Linked DNA regions of Homo sapiens: region 2 is linked to region 1. A link is a contact called in ENCODE Hi-C or POLR2A ChIA-PET data. All regions are on one chromosome and are shown on one strand. The core of a region is the stretch at or near the end of the contact, and the rest is flanking DNA. Distances in the headings are between cores, read along the strand shown. Region 1 has its middle 140 kb from the start of KLF5. Region 2 has its middle 210 kb from the start of KLF5.

Region 1 (3,230 bases), core at 442-2,941:
TGAGGAGCTTGTAAACCCAAACTTAGGGGTGTAATCAAAATATACACATCAACTATGGAACTTGGTAAACTGAAATAAATGTTAAAAATGATATCTCCAGGCTGAGCATGGTGGCTCACGCCTGTAATTCCCAGCACTTTGGGAGGACAAGGCAGGCGGATCACGAGGTCAGGAGTTCGAGACCAGCCTGGCCAACACAGTGAAACCCTGTCTCTACTAAAAATACAAAAATTAGCCAGGTGTGGTGTGGGCACCTGTAGACCCAGCTACTCTGGAGGCTGAGGCAGGAGAATTGCTTGAACCAGGGAGGCAGAGGTTGCAAGTGAGCCAAGCTCATGCCATTGCATTCCAGCCTAGGCAACAAGAGCAAGACTCCATCTCAAAAAAAAAAAAAAAGATACATCCCTTCCCCTAAAAAAAGGTGTAGTGGGTGATTAATTTGATTCTAATTTGGTTAATTCTGCCTAAAAATAAAGCAAAGTTGTATAAAAGAGGTAATATTTGAGCTAAACCCTAAATTATTGGTAGGATTTTGATGGAGAAAGGAAAAGCTGTATTCTAGCTTATCCTAAAATGTATTCTACAAAAGGACAATCATTTGTAGGCATGCAAACCAAAAGCCAATTACACCTTCCAGAAAGGAACTATTATTTTTTAAATACTCATCTGAAAAGAAGAAATATTCAGAATATTTTATGCTAAGCTCAGACTTACTTGTACCAGAAAATACTTTCTGAGCTTGTGAGTCACTTAGTTACTTAAAGAATAAAATTCTGAAAGAAACAAGATTATATTGTGTGTCAGTGACCATGAAGGTTGAATTCATTTACCTAGAACAGTTTCTGTTGACTTAACTATGCTTTAAGTTTACTTCTCTAATTCTGTAATGAAAGTAGCAGAGCTGGTTACAGGGAAAATGTTCATAGTGAATCACAGTTTGAGTGCTTTTGTTCTTTTTATTATTTTTTTCTTAGAGCATGTCTTGGTAATTTCTAACTCCAAGCTTATTTTATTGAAGTCTTCAATTTATAACTAAATCTGTTATTATGCCAACAAACTTGATCTACATATTTTATTTATTTATCATTGATTTTTTAAAAGAAATGAGGTTTTTCTAACCAAAGTCAATTTGGAGTCAAAATAGATGATATACACTAAAATTTCATGAGGAGTTTTCTATGAAGTCATTTGAGGAAACAAAAATCACAAGAACTTTTGAATTAAAACAAGTTTATTTTTGTTGCCAAATATTTTTAAAATAATAATTCTGCTTTTTAGCACCTGTGTGCTTTTTAGTCAAACACACCAAAACGCCACCAGGTTGAGAGGAGCAATCTGAATACTTTAAAAGCTTTAAAAAATAGATTTAGCAGGTAATTATGATTTTTATATCATAAAATTTTATTAAAATCTCCTCTGTCTCTTGTTTATTCTTCCACTTTACATGTTTAATCTCAACTGCCTTCACATATCAACCTCATTTACTCAAGCAGAGATAAGACCAGCGGGAAAGAGAAAAACGTACCTTATTATTTCAAGTCGACAAATAGTTATTGAGTGCCTATCTTGTACAGAACTATGCTAGGTGCTCTGGAGAATATGAAAGTAGCATGATACCTGACCTTTGTCCTCATCCTTGTATAGAGAGATCAAATCAGTGGGGCATTGCAAAACAGTGCAATATGAGAATAAATGTTCATGGCATGGGAGGGGCACAGACAGGAACTCACAGATTCAGATAAGGAAGGGCTCAGGTTGAGCTACAGTGGAGGGAAATGATGGCCTCCAGAGAAGATCTCGGCCTTGGGGGATGAGTTTAAAGGGTCAGATGGGTAGAGAGGATAAGCAAGCCCAGGCAGTGACATGAGCACAGATGCAGAGACAGGAAGGGGTAGATTGTATTTGAAGTTCTAGTTTGGCCAAACTGAGATAAACTCACCATTAGGGAGAGTGGGATAAGGTTGGAGTAGTTAGGAGCAACTTTGCAGGCAGTCTTAGAAGTATTATGCAGGCAATAGAAAACCATTCAAATGTTGTGAGATGGAAGATGACCCAGCAAAACCAACTTTTGGGCACATTCCTACTGCAACTCTGTACAGAGGAATATTATAGAAGTGTAGGATAGAAGGGTATTTGACTTTCCAGATGTGAGGTGATGGGAATTTAAATCATTAAAAATACTTAACTAGGAGGCCATTGGGCTAAGATGGCTCCAGTGCCTTGGGTTCCGACATAAGCAAACCAAATCCCAATTTGATGTAAACAATAAAGCAAAATCTAAGCTTAACCAATTAGAAACCACCAAATAACCTTTAGCTAGAAATCTGACCAATCAGAAACCACCAACTGACCTCTAACTAGGGACTTTTCACATTGGCTAATCAAATGTTTTCTCTGTCTTGCTTCCAAGAATACTTGATGTTTCCTCTCTCACACACTTCCCACACCTCATGGAGTGCTGAACCACTTGAGGTCTGATGATGCTCAATTCATGAATTGCTGAATGCTTAAATTCATTAAAATTTTAATATGACTAAATGTATCTTTTAACACAATTATGGTTGGTGGTAGTAGAAAAAAATAGAAAAGAAAAAAATGGAAAAAAAGAAAAAACAAGAAAAGAAGCCAGGCATGGTGGCTCCTGCCTATAATAATTCCAATTCTTCAGAAGGACAAGACGGGAGGATTTCTTGAAGCCAGGAGTTTGAGACCAGCCTGGGCAACACAGTGAGATCCCGTCTCTACAAAAAATTTAAAAAAAATTAAAAATTAGCAAGGCATGGTGGCATGTGCCTATAGTCCTAGCTACTCAGGAGTCTGAGGCAAGAGGATCACTTGAGCCCAGGAGTTCAAGGCTGCAGTGAACTGTGATGGCACCACTGTACCCTAGCCTGGGCAACAGAGCAAGACCCTGTCTCTAAAAAAATAAAAGATACTAAAAAATAAAAAAACAAGGAAAGAATCAATTGGATCTGTGTATTGACTAATTTGAGACAGCTCTTAGATGTATTCATAAACGTAACTATAAACTCCAATCAATATGTCCAAAACTAAGCTCAGAATCTCCGTTCATCCAAACCTATTCTTCCTCTCGTTTCTCTATCTCAGTAAGTGGTACCTTTATTCTTCCAGTTGCCCAAACCAGAAACTAAAATGGAAGATGTTGCCTCGTCACTCTTCCCTTCCCACAGCCCCATCTCTAATATATCACCAGGTTATAATATTTCTCT
Region 2 (3,230 bases), core at 358-2,857, 75 kb before region 1:
CAAGAGAGAGATCTTTTTTCAGGAATATGCTTTAATAAGGAACAAATATAATAACCACTCACCATACCTTTTTTTTTCCTTATTGATAGGAATTGCACAAAAGAACTTATCAAAATTCCTGTATTTGTAGGTGTCATAGTCAGTTAAGGCTGCTATAACAGAACACCATAGACTGAGTGGCTTATAAACAACAGAAATTTATTTCTCATCGTTCTGAAGGCTGGAAAGTCCAAGATCAAGATGCTGGCAGATTTGGTGTCTGATATGGTCTGGCTCTGTGTCCCCACCCAAATCTCATCTTGAATTGTAATTCAAATTATAATCTCCATGTGTTGAGGGAGGGACCTTGTAGGAGGTGATTAGATCATGGGGGAGGTCCCCCCATGCTGTTCTCATGATAGTGCATTCTCATGTGATCTGATGGTTTTATAAGGGGTTTTTTCCCCCTTTGCTCTGCACTTCTCCTTCCTGCTGCTGTGTGAAGAAGGACGTGTTTGCTTCCTCTTCCTCCATGATTGTAAGTTTCCTGAGGCCTCTCCAGCCATACAGAACTATGTGTCAATTAAATTTCTTTCGTTTATAAATTAGCCAGTCTCAGGTACTTCTTCATAGCAGCATGAGGATGAACTAATACAGTGTCTGATAGGGGCCCACTCCTGGTGCATGGATGGCTGACTTCTCTCTGTGTCTTCACATGGCAGAAGGGACAAGACAGCTCTCTGGGGCCTCTTTTATAAGGTCACTGATTCCATTCATGAGGGTTCCACTCTCATGACTTAATCACTTTCCAAAAGCTCCAATTTCAAATACGATCACACTGGGCATGAGGATTTAACATGTGAATTTGGGCAGGGGACATAAATATTCAGTTTTAACAGTAAGGTACAACTCTGTAGCAGTAAGGCTATAATTTTTATGCATCCTATAAATAACAAAAACAACAAAAAACACATTTTGATTAACAATGCTAGAGGAAAGACTAAATTATCTTTCCAGTATCTATATAGAAAATAATACCATAAAAATCTTGTTATAAAAAGTGATTTTAAAATGTGAAGTCAAAAAATGTCCAAAAAAGTATTGCAGAAGTATTTCAGGCAGTTAATAAAAATAATGTCATATTTTAAATTGTTATGGTGTTTGTGATATTTGCCAGATTAAATATTTTTCTCATTCACAATATTCATTTTTATAACAAATTTTTATATTTTTAATTCATTTTTCTTATAAAGGAGTCCAAAATTGCATAAGCTTTACATCCCCATAAAATCACTCTGGGCTTCACAGTTTGTGATTCAAAGGAATTTATGTTTGTAAGAAAATCATGTGTGTGTGTGTGTGTTTATAAAATATATGAATCTAACCTTTTCTTTTCTCTTACACCAAGCTCATCCAGACTAGATCCTCCTCAACCCTTGGACTCTTATGGTCGCCTCTAGATTGGTCTTCCTGAACCCAGATGGTGCTCCTGGAAATTAGTCTTTCCTGCAATCTTGGCCCACTGAACCTTTGTAAAGTGCTACTGTGTACATATCACACAGCCATGAACAAAGAGGAAGAGCCCTGGGCTAGCAGACAGGAATGCTCCCTTGGCAGCCTGCACATCCCTCCATACTGGCCTTATCACCACAGGGTCTTGTAATCATCTTCCCTTCTATACCATAAAGTCCTGAGACGACACAGGATTGGCCTTTTTCTTCAGCACCTGCCTTGGTACCTGTCCCAGAGCACTGTCAATAATTTGGTGTAGCTACTTCCTGGATTTTTGTGTACATGTAAAATCATAAATGCATACATACTTTTAAGCAATTGAATCTTGCTGTACAGTGTCCTGCAACTTCATAGCTGCAATTGAAGAGTCTGCTGCATTTTGCAATTGAGCCCATTATAGATACAGCTGGCTTAAGGCTGGTATCTGCTCAAAGAGAAAGGAAGCACAGAGCCTCCTGATGGCTGGCCAGGCTGGCCATCTCGGCCATTGTTTCTCAGTCCCCAACAAGACATCCCTAAAGCAATTTTGTCCTCCCAACTAATGATGACTCCAACACTGCTCATCAGTAACAGCTGTTGGGCCATTGGCTGTCATCCAGATTCTGCCCTTGTGAAACCTGCAGAGCCATGCTGGGAGGAGAATGGCTCCTGTGGGGGCAGATGGGCAATGTAGGGAAATGTCTGGGTATTTAAGGTAGTATCAGGGAAAAGAGGAGGAAATGACTAAGAAGGAATAAGGAAAAAATATGGTTGTTCAAATATGGGTGGGAAAGGACTGTGTCTATGCAAATATCCCATGTAAAAGTAAACCTGTTGTAATTCTTTTTCAGAACTACTTAAAAGGCAGAATTCCACATAGAGGACATATCTATGCATGTTCATGTGCGCATGCACAGCTACACACACACACACACACACACACGCACGCACACACACACACACACGAGTGTCTCTCTCCATTGCTAGGGGCCAAATTTGGTCTAACAGCTGTAACATCAAAGGGCAATTAGTATATTCATGATTTCTTATATTTATCTTTTCATTTCAAAGGCTGCTTATTTGTTTTGCTAATAGATTCAGGCCTTGATTACTGGTTATTGATGGGCATTAATAGATGTCTAGATTTACAAGTGTGTTTGAATTTCTCAAGTCTTGATTGTAGCTGAGGAAACTCAAGGCAGACAACTTTCAAAGACAGACACTTCCAATAAAGGCCCGAGGCCTTACTTAGATTAACCGACAACAATTAGCAATTATAATTCAGAATAAATAAAAAGTGAATACATTAATTCCTCAATTGTGCTAATCAACTACAGATATTAACTTTTCAAACATACTTCTAACAGATACATTATTTTGTATGTTTGGAAATCATCAAACAAGGATCTGTGTGAATACTGAAAACCCAAGCACAGCATTTTTTTTTTCCAGAAAGAGCCAGCTCTTTGCCTGACCAGTAAAATTGTCTTTTTAGTAATATATTTATTCCTAAGTTGATTGTCTTAAAATATTCTTGAGTTTCTGAAACTTACAGCAATATGCATTTATTTTCCAGGATCAATGAGATCAATTAAAAAATTGCAGTAACTGGAGAGAATATGGTTTACTCTCTTTGAACTTCATTGTTGCTTTGTTGGACCCTCTTTCAATTTGACATTTTAACAACTTGAAGAAATATAGATTACAGAGGGTTGGCCGAAACAGCAAATGTTTTCTCAGCTAATCCCCTGAGAATTAAG

What was found. Hi-C counts contacts between places; a loop is a spot of excess contacts on that map. ChIA-PET counts read pairs that join two places held with the same protein, here RNA polymerase II (POLR2A).
Region 2: a loop to region 1 is called in a map of DLD1, with 4 times the contacts of the local background. The contact joins two enhancer-like sites. A Hi-C loop is called at or near these places in 1 of 168 maps with a recorded cell type or tissue (DLD1). POLR2A ChIA-PET finds 5 or more read pairs at or near these places in 3 of 52 experiments (BJ, WTC11 and activated T-cell).

Annotation. Positions count from the first base shown.
Region 1 is chr13:73,192,917-73,196,146 of GRCh38, reverse strand. No RefSeq gene overlaps it. Among named protein-coding and RNA genes, the nearest start is that of KLF5, 140 kb to the right of the region's middle. Within about 2 kb of position 1,691, at least 4 of the 41 ENCODE cell types and tissues checked have a DNase peak (open chromatin) inside an H3K27ac peak, as active enhancers do.
Region 2 is chr13:73,267,373-73,270,602 of GRCh38, reverse strand. No RefSeq gene overlaps it. Among named protein-coding and RNA genes, the nearest start is that of KLF5, 210 kb to the right of the region's middle. Within about 2 kb of position 1,607, at least 3 of the 41 ENCODE cell types and tissues checked have a DNase peak (open chromatin) inside an H3K27ac peak, as active enhancers do.